Linked DNA regions of Mus musculus: regions 2 and 3 are each linked to region 1. A link is a contact called in ENCODE POLR2A ChIA-PET data. All regions are on one chromosome and are shown on one strand. Each heading gives the region's core, a stretch centred on a gene start or an enhancer-like site at or near the end of the contact. The rest is flanking DNA. Distances are from core to core; before and after follow the strand shown. Region 1 holds the start of Rogdi (rogdi homolog). Region 2 holds the start of Ppl (periplakin). Region 3 holds the start of Nudt16l1 (nudix (nucleoside diphosphate linked moiety X)-type motif 16-like 1).

What was found. ChIA-PET counts read pairs that join two places held with the same protein, here RNA polymerase II (POLR2A).
Region 2: POLR2A ChIA-PET joins it to region 1 with 27 read pairs in Patski. The contact joins the promoter of Ppl here to the promoter of Rogdi in region 1. POLR2A ChIA-PET finds 5 or more read pairs at or near these places in 2 of 5 experiments (Patski and embryonic stem cell).
Region 3: POLR2A ChIA-PET joins it to region 1 with 16 read pairs in Patski. The contact joins the promoter of Nudt16l1 here to the promoter of Rogdi in region 1. POLR2A ChIA-PET finds 5 or more read pairs at or near these places in 3 of 5 experiments (Patski and embryonic stem cell).

Annotation. Positions count from the first base shown.
Region 1 is chr16:5,011,599-5,015,253 of GRCm38, forward strand. It overlaps Rogdi (rogdi homolog), which reads right to left and starts at 1,955. Exons shown (of 11, transcript NM_133185.2): 1 at 1,865-1,955; 2 at 1,705-1,776; 3 at 829-911; 4 at 643-697; 5 at 14-94. The coding sequence starts at 1,909. Glyr1 (glyoxylate reductase 1 homolog (Arabidopsis)) reads right to left here. Exons shown (of 16, transcript NM_001079814.1): 16 at 2,304-3,655.
Region 2 is chr16:5,130,780-5,134,434 of GRCm38, forward strand. It overlaps Ppl (periplakin), which reads right to left and starts at 1,702. Exons shown (of 22, transcript NM_008909.2): 1 at 1,503-1,702. The coding sequence starts at 1,564.
Region 3 is chr16:4,937,325-4,940,979 of GRCm38, forward strand. Nudt16l1 (nudix (nucleoside diphosphate linked moiety X)-type motif 16-like 1) reads left to right here and starts at 1,787. Exons shown (of 3, transcript NM_025839.4): 1 at 1,787-1,969; 2 at 2,054-2,314; 3 at 2,872-3,655. The coding sequence starts at 1,817. The coding sequence ends at 3,093. It overlaps Mgrn1 (mahogunin, ring finger 1), which reads left to right. Exons shown (of 17, transcript NM_029657.4): 17 at 1-972. Gm16861 (predicted gene, 16861) reads right to left here and starts at 2,261. Exons shown (of 3, transcript NR_037666.1): 1 at 2,047-2,261; 2 at 1,544-1,840.

The DNA of each region.
Region 1 (3,655 bases), core at 705-3,204:
TGCTGGACCTCACCTGCTGCAGCTTCCACTGCTTGTCTTCCCGGAAGGCCAAGTGCAACAACTGGTTGTTCCGAGGCATCTTCAGGTTCACATCCTGTGAGCCAGCAATGCAGTGGGGGGATGGCTGAGGCCCTAGGCGCCTCAGCCAGCCAGGAGGGAGATAAAGAGGAATGTCAAGAAATAGGAACTCAGACCCAGGAAGAACCACAAAGTGGTGGTGGTGGTGGTGGTGGGGGGGGGGGCGAGAGAAGCTGAGAAAGGGGAAGAGCTGGACAGGAGGTAGTGGTGTAGTCTGAACCGTGGGGACGGGCTGTCCCCCAGGGCCTTTGAGGCCTTAGATCAGAGGGTGGTGGCTCATTCAACTTTGATGCGGGGCCAGCCTGCCTAGGCTTCCAAAGTTTGTATTTCACAGGGTCCAGATGCCAGGCTGAACTAAGTGTAATGCCATCAGGTTCTTGTCCTTCCCCTCCTGGGATCTAAAGCCTATCTCATGAGGTAGTGTGAGGGTTGCCTGTGACATTACAGACATACAAGGAAACAGGTCAGAGACAACAAGGGTCAGAGCCAGGGTCACAGAGCTAGCTGGTGGCAGAGCTAAGCCATCACCATCCTTGTCACCAGCTGGACTGTTGGGGGACTCACCGCTTGGCTGAGGGCATCCCCTTGCAGAGTCAGAGTCCCTTTCACCTGGTCTGTGCTGTAACACACACGAGTCAGAGGAGCGCCTGCTACTGCTCCCTCCCCTTGCAGGCTGCCCCACCGTACCCTGGGCATTTCCTCCCCCCAGGTGTACACCCCTTCCAAAGGCTCCTGCCCAACCCAGCTCACCCACAGCTGCCCAGGATGAAGTTCTCCTGCTTGGCAGGGCCCTCGGTGCTGGGGCCTGGGAGAGTGAAGCGGAGAGAGGCCTCCTGTGGAAGACAGCGCAGTCCCAACACCTCACCTCAGTCTGGCCAGTGTTCCATTCCAAGGCCTGGATACTTTGCCAGGTTAGCAGGGGAAGGGACGAGGAGGGCAGGCCTGACCTGGCCCCTCTGCCTCTGCCCTACTAAACCTCCAAGATTTTATGAGCTCAGACCCGTTCATTCCAGTCCTGAGTATATCATGAGCAGCCAGGTGGAACACAGAACAGAGAGGCACAGTGCCTAGAAAGCTGGAGTGCTGTGATATGTGTGGGGAGCAGAGTCCCCGAATCAGACAATCAGTAGTCACAGTAACAGGCTTTGCTAGGTTACTGTCCTAGGCATTCTGTGAGATAGTTTATTTATCTTCACAAACAGACGTGTGAGCCTGGTTAGGGTAAGGGAACAGGCTCAGAAATCCGGGTAACTTGGCTGAGATCACTTCAGAGCTCGGATTATCAGTGTTGTTTTGAGACTGTTTTGTTTGAGACAGTGTTTCACAATGGAGCCTAAGGCTGGCTTCTAACTCATGAACCTCTAGCCTCACTCTTCCGAGTGCTGAAATCACAAGCTTTCACCACTACCCTGCTTGCTCACAGATAAATGTCAGTTTCGAAGATAGTTCACACTCAAGACCTGGTGCCCACTGCTTGTGTAATTACATGCCAGCATGTCTGCGTCTGAACTGTACTCTCAGAAGTGGGTATCTGCACGGGTCACGCTCAGCATCTGCTGTGTGCGATTGGCAGGACCCGGTGGATAGGAAGGATGGCAGGCCGGGCGGGACCAGCGGGAGCGTTACCTTGAGGATGTCCTGCAGCTGTCTCAGCACGGCGTGCACCTCAGCGTGCAGTAACCAGCGAAACTCCTCCTCCTGCGGACAGCGCGGCGTCAAACCCATCCCATCCCCGCCGCCGGTCGGCTGGCCGCCCGCCGCCCCCTGCCCGCCGAGCGCGTCCCACCAGTACTGCCCGCTCCGCGGCGCTCGCAGCCATCGCGGTCGCCATCCTCCTAGCCGCGCACCGTCTCTGAGGTCTGTAGTCAGGAGCTTGGCGCGCAACGCCCGCCCCTTTTTCGCCTCCTCCCGTGACCGATTGGCAAATAGGGCACAAGCTCCGCCCTCAAGCCGGCTACGCCTCAAGCGACTGGCTGTAGCTTCTAGTCCTGGCTGGTGAGTGGCTAGACGGATAGGCCACGCCTCGCCTTCTATCCGCCCGCCTCAATCCCTGTTTTTCAGCAGGGACCCGGGCTTTGGCCACCACTGATTGGTCGGCGGGGCCGTCCATCAAGTTATTCCAGTATTGTCCGGCTAGATGGAGCCCGCCCAGGGTTCCACCGGGAAAGAATCAGGTGAGTTGGCTCCTACCTAGGTCCCCCTAGCATTTGGGTACAATGATACAGTTATGGTACCAAGAAATGTTTTATTTTTTTTTCTTGCAGTAGCTTTGTTAATTGCACAAAATCATGTTTTGTTTTTTTGCCATTTAAACATTATCACACAATCCTATTCTGAAAGACAAATGTTCATTAAAAACAAAGTGAAAATAAAAATTCACAACCGTAATCACCTAGATCTGTCATTTCAAGGAAAAGCGGGAGTAGGGGCTTTCTTACAAGCATTTCCACAGTGTCACATTTTCTCCATAAAAGGAAAGGGTTTCAAAATGAAAGGTGAAATAGCTTAAACAGAAATAGTCATAAAAAGGAACTTTACAGAATTGTCAACAATATTAAGACAACATTGACTAACCGGTTTTCTTACAGCATCTTCCCCACCCCCAGCCCCCAGGACCAAGACAGGCTGTGTCCAGACAGAAACTGTTCAGCATCCCAGTGAATGGACAATTGCACTGAACTCCACAAGCATCCCCTGCCCCGTGCCCATGTCCTGAGATCCTTATCCCAGATGGAAAAGTTAAATCGTGGCTTTGAAAATCCAAACTCATGAGGAGGAAGGCTTCCTCGGGTGATTCCTCTCGTGTGACATTCTAAGCCTCTCTGGTCCCCTCTTCAAGGAGAAATGCTTCAAGTCCCAAAAAACCCAGAACTTGGAACCACTGGCAGAAGTAAGGTTCCTCATCAAAAGCCCAGCCTAGGAAATGCTCATCTAGGAAATGCTTATTATTGGTGTTGATCAGGCTGGGGCTGGGTCAAAAGAGGATGGGACAGAAATATCTCCATGGAAGGAAAAGGGGAAGAGGGACATGCAGGGGACCTGTGTAGAGCAGGCTGAACAGGTAGCCCAGCTCAAGAGCCTGGCGTAATGGAAACAGGAAGGAGCCGCCCATACACTTCACTGCTCCCAAGGCCCTTACGGCCCCTTCCCTTGGGCTGGAATGCAAATCCAAATGAAACCTCCTGGGAGGAACAGGCTCAGGACAGAAGACTGTAGACTCTGCTCCCCCTGAAGAGGGGTCTATGTGGCTATGCTGGTCTCTCTTCAGTTCACAGAGACACTCTGGGAGCTGCGGTGTAATGGTAGTGTCTACAGGAAAATCCTCCTCAGCTGGTGATCCACAGAGCCTCCTCAGGGAATCTGTTGGTTCATGATGGCTGAGGGGCCTCTCCTTTCAGGGGCCCAGTGGGGGCCAGTCTCTGTCCTGGGGAAGTTGAAAGCTTCCAGTGCTCCCTGTCAATTCTAGTCCCTCCAGTCTCTTGACCAGAAGGGGGCTAAGCTTGCAAGAACAGCCAGGCAGCAGTTTCTGGGTAGCTTCTATCCTGGGTGTGTGTGTGACAGAGACAGAGAACACAGA
Region 2 (3,655 bases), core at 452-2,951, 120 kb after region 1:
TGTGGCTGAGAAGGATGGAGATCCTTCTTCCCTTCCCTTCTGGGCTGCCATGCCTTTGCTGTTAGGTCCAAGCCCAGGCACTCCAGGCTGGAGGGCTGCAGTGTAGGGGTGGGACTTGGCCCAGCTCCTGGGATGTGTGACTCTCCTCCTGGTGAGGACTACAGGGGCCTGACCCCTTGTGGGGCTGGCACAGAGTGTGTCCGATTGTGCAATACTCAAGAGAGCAGCCCAAGGACTGGATAGGACCCCAACTGGCTCTGACAGCCAGCTGGATCAGCCACAGAGGAACAGTACGAAGGGCCCTGCCCAGCCTCTGGGGTTGTGAAAGACTGAAAGACAGAGTTGATGAGGAGAAGAAACGAGAGGGGAGGGGACCGTAGAACAAGGGAAGAAACTACGCTGAGCATCAAACAGCCCTGTCAGCGGGACTACAGGAAAGCAGACTTTCAGAAAACATAAGAATACCCAGGCCACACTCCAGGCTGCAGTGCCCAGGGCACCCGTCTCAGTAGGTGGGTCTGGGTTGAAAGGCAGAACAACAGTCAGTGGGAAAGCTCCGGGGCCAGAATCTCTTGTCTTGCCTCCATCTGGAATCTGGGGAGTGGGGAGGAACTGTTCATGGGCCAGTGAAGGAGCCCAGCTAGGTGCTGAGCCAGGTGAGTGCTTGCCACTTCTCATCTGCCTAAAGTTATTTGGAGGGACCACCCCCACTTCCTCTAGAGGGATGCCAAGGCAGAGGAACGAATTCCACCCCTCCCTCAATCTCAGCAACATTACCAGTCTCCCCCAAACCGGTTATTAACCGAATGAATACATTAGGCTTATCAAAACCGACGTGGGCTGTCTCTCCATCCAGACACATCAAGACATGTCATTCGCTTCTCAGGCGGCCCTGAGAACTCAGAGATCGCAGACGCGGCCAGTTTCGGGGATAGGGGGGTGGGGAAGCGCCAGGAGCCACACCCCTGAGAAATCACGCAGTGAAAAATTGGTCTGTCCCCACCCAGCCGGGCCGAGCGGGAGTCTAGAGAGCCTGAGATTGCCTTAGCATGTCCCCCGGGGCCCCAGGACCCACCGCGGCCTCCGGCCTCCGAGTGCTCCAGCGCTGGCAGGCAGGTGCAGCCGGGGACAGGTGGCTCACCCTCGGAGCCACCAGATCTCACAACCCAACGCCAGCAGCAGCACCTGCACGGTCTACAATTCCCGCAGGAGATCACCCTACACACAACTTATTTTCCGAGTCCCAGGGTGGAAACACAACGTTTCATGACCGAGATTCCAGCTTCAGGACAACCTTGTACTCCTTACTCAAGTCCCCACCATCTAGGCCCCCAAAGTAGCGCATCATGGGGCTCTAGAGTCCCTCCTGTCACTCTTGGTGCCCCTTCCCAGCAGGGCAGAACTTTCCAGTTATAGAGGAACCTCCGCACAGCCTGCCCACGCATCCCCACTCCTGGCTCAGCCCTAGGTCTCCCTCATCCTAACCCAGGACGCCCCCTCACCTCCGCGTCTGCACCGTTGGGCTGTATTTGCCTTTGTTTCTCTTCCTGAAGAGCGAGTGCATGGTGGCGCTTGGGACAGAGGGACCTGGAACGCGGCGACGGACCCGGCGCGCACCGAAAGCGGGCGGCGGGCGCAGGTGAAAGAAGGCGGCGGAGGCGGAGGCGGCAGCGGCAGCGGCGCGCAGAGCCCCGTGTGCGGAGGGCCGCGGCTCTGGGTCACTACAGGAACAGGGCGGGGCGATCGCCGGCCACTTGCTTGCCTGCCGCACCCCGGGAAGGTGGCGCTTACCTTGCAGGCGGGGCTTCGGACGCGCTCCCTGGGTCCCCGCCGGACACCGCCCCTGTTGCCTGTTACTGCAGAGGCTGCGCAGCCTGTCGCCAGAACCTGGACGACTAGGCCACCTGCGCTAGGCCGCGCCCATCGTGCACATAGAGCCTGGCGCGCCCTCTGGCTGAAGGGTTTACCTGGGCAATCCCAAAACACCATGACACTCCTCTTGTGATGAGCCACAGGTGGAACCTCAGACAGGTGTGGGAGACCCGAGGTGGAAGTGGGGTCTCTGCTCCCTGCAATGTCAACAAATCACACTCAGCGGGACTGGCGATGGCCACAGCCATAGCACGCTACTGAATTGGATTCTTGTGGCCACCTATGGTCAGTTAGGACTTCTCTGAGAGTTGTTTTACTTACTGCCTCAGTTTCCTCCTTGGCCAAGAGAAGATTAACGACGACCCACATCCAGAAGGGCTATAGGAGATTCCTGTAGCTAATTCACCAAAGAGCTTGGCACACAGTGGCACTCCAACAGGCAGGGAAACAGCCGGGGAGGACATAACTATCCCTTGAAACGTTCATAACCCCGGGCCTGGTATGATAGAGACTTAATGGTGGATCATAGAAACTAGTTCTGGCTGAGAAACAGCAATGTTGCATAGTCCTGCCCGCATGTCCCGGAGTGAGGCTGGGCTGGGGGCTGTGGGAAACGTGGAGCTTTACCCATTCAGATCTGTACCCACATCTCACACTCATGAGCTGCCATAAGGGACGCAGCCCTGGTTTTGTTGGCTAATGGAAAACACTCTGGGTAAGAGCTAGAGTGAAAGAGAGACAGCTGAGAGAACTCAGTGCTACCCTGGGGTGGGGGTGGGGGTGGGTGGGAGCTCATGGGGAGAGGTGAGCTGCAGAGACTCTGGTGACAGCCAAAGAGCTTACAGTTCAAGTAGGGGAGATGAGATCTTGAGAATGGAAAGGGACAGTCACTGTGGGACTTGCTCACACTGTCAAGAGACTGGGGATCCAAGCTCAGCTGTCTGACTCCAGTCTCTGTCCCACAGGATTAGAATAAGGAGGTTGGTGTTCAGGGCTGGGGGGCTCAGTAGCTAAGAGAACGCACTGCTCTTGAGAGGGCCCTGTTAGTTCCCAGAACCTGTTAGGCAGATGTAGCACCAGGGGATTCAATGACTTCCTCTGGGCTCCCCAGGTGCCCACTTTCATGTGCACACACCATGCACACACCACACACACCACACACACACATGCACATACCACACACACACACACACACACACACACACACACACACACACACACACACACACACATATATATATATATATATATATATATATGTTATAAAATGTAAATGGCCGAGCAGTGGAAATAAATAAATAAATGTAAATAACTTTGGAGGTTAAGAAAAGATATTCAGTGCCCGGGAGTTGGTGGGCAGGAATACCTGTACAGTATGCTTTGTATACATAGAAGGCTTCTGGAAGGATCCATGCGAAACTGTTAGCCTTGACCCACTGAGGAAGAATGAGACTCTTCACTGAGGAAGTGGGGCGGGTAGCCAGGATAGACTGGTGTTCGGATCTTTACTTGGTCTCTTTTCAACTGTGGGGGACAGTGAGTCCTTTTGCTTCTCTGGCCTCAGTTTTTCCCATCTGTGAAGTGGATATAAAAGGCAGAGTCATCACCAAGGGATGAGATCCTTCCTAGTGAGCCTCTAGCACAGCCCCATTGTGACAGAGCTCAGTGACAACAGGGATGTCATTGGATGCTGGGGACAGCTCTAAAACCACAAACACTCAGATCCTTCTCTCAGCAACTCCAGGGTGGCTGTGAAGTGGTGTTGGGGAAGTGGCCTGGATCA
Region 3 (3,655 bases), core at 537-3,036, 74 kb before region 1:
AGAATCTACCCATGGAATGTTCTGGAAGGTGGGCAGTCCAGGTTACAGTTGATGAAGGAAACAGTGCCTGTCTGCCTCTCATGTGTGACCCCAAGGCAGCCAGGCTGTCACTGCTGCTGTCACAGGCTGACACCTTACAGATGTCCTGACCATGGGTGACCCTCCTCGGAGCGTCCAGATCCCCTCCTGCTCTGCTCTATTACCTACTAGTGGTCCCTGGCAGCTGTGGGCAAGGCCTGGGTAGTCAGACTGTTAACACCACAGTCCTTAGCAGTGGTCAATGTCCAGTTCCCCCGCACAGGTCCTGCTTCACTCACATCCTCACCCGCTGCCAAGGTGGCGGTTTGTGCTTGCAGGGCAGCACTGCCCACCACCTGCCAGGGAGGAGCCTGAGCAGCTTCCATAGCAGATCCGTTGCCAGTTACCTGGCCTGTAAGCTTCTTACTGATTGATTGTCTAAGGCTCCTGTCAGAGCCCACCTAGAAGCAGGCTCCTAGTGATACTTTGTTTCCAAGGCAGAAGTGGCCCATGAGTGGCCCCAGAGCAGAGGTGCCCCAGGCAGTGCAGCTCCCTGGTGGGTTGGTAGAGGGACCTCAGCTTAAGGAACTGCCCTGCCACTCACCCAGGTGACAGCCTGTAGCAGTGCATGGAGACCCCTTTAGGCTCAGGGCTGCTCGAGCTCTGACTCTAACCCTGCTCCTTCCTAGCACAGCTCTGCACATCCATCTCTCTCTCTTGCTGAATGCACATATGTGCACACATGTCAGCATGTGCATGCTCACTCCCCCACTTCTCACCTGCCAACATCCTGGCCTCTGGCCGTGGCACTGGTGCCAGTACTTTGAAAGATGGGGTGCAGCCTACACACTTACCTGTCTCAGACTCACATGTACTATCATCTGATGTACTCTGATTGGCTAGTTTGGGTTCATTTTTACTGTATATTTATAGTAATAAAATCATGCAGCAATATTCTATGTGTGCCTTTGTTCTGGCACAGCACTATGTAGGCAGCAGCATTGTTGGCTTTTGGTGTAGTGACAGGACACTAGAGTGGTTTCTGGCAGAACTCCTGACAGGTTTTGTTGCTGCCTTCATTTGCTTGTGTGAGAGGGGCAGTGAGTGCCCCCTCCAAACATAGACAATGGTTTATTGCTATTTTGTTGCTTGCTGTGTCTGAAACTGGACTTGGAATTTGGCTCACCTCCACTGGGCAATTGATGAATCTTAGCCTCTAGGTGGGCAGGTGGTCCTAGTTCTTATACCCATCCCAACTCCTGTGATGTTTACTGAACATTAATCAATGTGCCAGAGAGGGGCAAAGCATAAGTAAGGCTTAGGTCCCCTGTCACTTGAGCTGGAGTCACTTAGACATTTAAGTTTTTTAAGGCATGATTTCATAGGCAGTGGAGCCACAAGCTCTGGGTGAAGCTCAGGGGAAAACCAGCCCCCTCATGGATGAGGTGGATATTGAGACTTCAGATGCCCTCTCAGGGATGTTCGGGACTGGAGACTGACACGTCTTGATAATCAGTGTACCTACCTGCTTAGGACAACCTGGTCTCCGTGCGGTGCGTCTTGGTAGCTGTAGTTTTCTGGTGGTTGTGGGGTCTCCTCTGCAACTTGGAGGGTGGCGAACTACATAACTCCACCCCCACCCCACCCCGCCTCCGCCAGGGTCTTTCCTGGGTTCAACCCCAGAAGCACAGGACTGGTGGAGGCGGGCTTTATGCACGTGGAAGCACGAGGATTGGGTCTGGTGTTGTGGGCGGGGTCGCGCATGCTCGTTTGGGCAGTGGGCCTGGAGCACATCAAGATGTCGACCACGACGGTTCCGGAGCTGAAACAGATCAGTCGGGAGGAAGCAATGCGCTTGGGGCCCGGCTGGAGTCATTCATGCCACGCCATGCTATACGCCGCCAACCCCGGGCAGCTTTTCGGACGTATCCCCATGCGTTTCTCAGTGCTGGTGAGGAGCTGGGCGGGCAAGCAGGGCGGATACAGGCTTGGGACGCCCAGTGGACCCCACGTCCTGACCAAGCTTACCTTGCAGATGCAGATGCGCTTCGACGGGCTGCTAGGCTTTCCCGGGGGTTTCGTGGACCGGCGCTTCTGGTCGCTGGAGGATGGCTTGAATCGGGTGCTGGGCCTGGGCCTGGGCGGCCTACGCCTTACCGAAGCTGATTACCTGAGTTCACACCTGACTGAGGGTCCACACCGTGTGGTGGCACATCTGTACGCACGGCAGCTGACATTGGAACAACTGCATGCTGTGGAGATCAGCGCTGTGCACTCACGGGACCACGGTCTGGAGGTGGGGCTACTGCCTGGGGCCCGCCCCCATTCCCACTCCTGAGGTTTGGCTCTGGCACCACAGAAGGCACCTTGGGTAACAAGTACCCCTCAGGGTCCTCACCCTGGCTATGCTGGGTGGGAAAAGGGACTTGGGATCTGGATCATGGGCTGTTTTCATTTGCCTTGTCTGCCATTGTCAATCCTGGGAGTGGGGCTTGGGGTCACTGGAAGGGATGAACAGGGCCTGCTTGGGAAATTGAGACCAAAAAGACCGGGTTGCATGCAGTGTTTGGGATTATCTCCTGAGAGGAAATTGGGGGATTTGTAGATTCTGTGGTCTAAGGGGCATGGAGTGAAACCAGGGATCATGGGGGTTGCTGCCAGACAGGGTGGGGAGTGCATAGGATTGACCTTGGAACTTGGAGAGAAGGCACTTTACTGCCACCAGCCTGGCCTGGCCAGACCCTGCCTGGGTCTCCCCTGTTTCTTTGGCAAACTGGTGGCTGACAGGCATCTCTGCCAGGGTCCTGCCTCTACAAGAAGAGCCCAGCCCCACTCATGCCCTCTGTCCCACAGGTCCTGGGCCTTGTACGGGTCCCACTGTACACACAGAAGGATCGAGTAGGCGGCTTTCCTAACTTTCTGAGCAACGCCTTCGTCAGCACTGCCAAATATCAACTTCTATTTGCCCTTAAGGTACTCAACATGATGCCCTCGGAAAAGCTGGCCGAGGCCTTGGCCTCAGCAACAGAGAAGCAGAAGAAGGCTCTAGAAAAGCTGCTCCCGCCCTCATCCTGAGGTGCTTCTTGTGCAGGTCCCTGCCCTCCCTTGGCTGTCTCTGCCCACAGGCCCTGGAATTCCCGAGACGCGTGCCTTCTAGTGTGTTTGCTTTTGCATCCCTTCTGACTGCAAGGGACATGCAGGCAGCTGTTCATCATTACTGTCCCAAGCAGTCCCTGGGACCTAGCTACACTCTCAGGTTGGTCAGTGGGGGTGGGCCTGGGCCTAACTTTTCAAGCTGAAGATGCTCTCACCCATCCCAGGGCTCAAACTGTCCTGTGCGAGTCTGTTCATGACTAGTGGAGTCCCAGCTAGAGCCCATTCTTCGAAGGCAACCACTTGGTTGGAACACAGATCCTGGACTGGTCATGGGTTTTGCCCAACAGAGATGACCCACGTTAGACCAACCCTTCTTTCCCTTAGCCCAGAGCCTGACCCAGCGTGGGGCAAGATGTTTATTTGGGTGCTTGTTGGATTTCTCTGTTAGATTTTGTTCTTGGTGTATGAACTGTGGTTTGGTTTCAGAATGGCTGTGCCCCACATGATTTTGTTTTCCCCATGGGGGCCTCTGTGAAGCTGA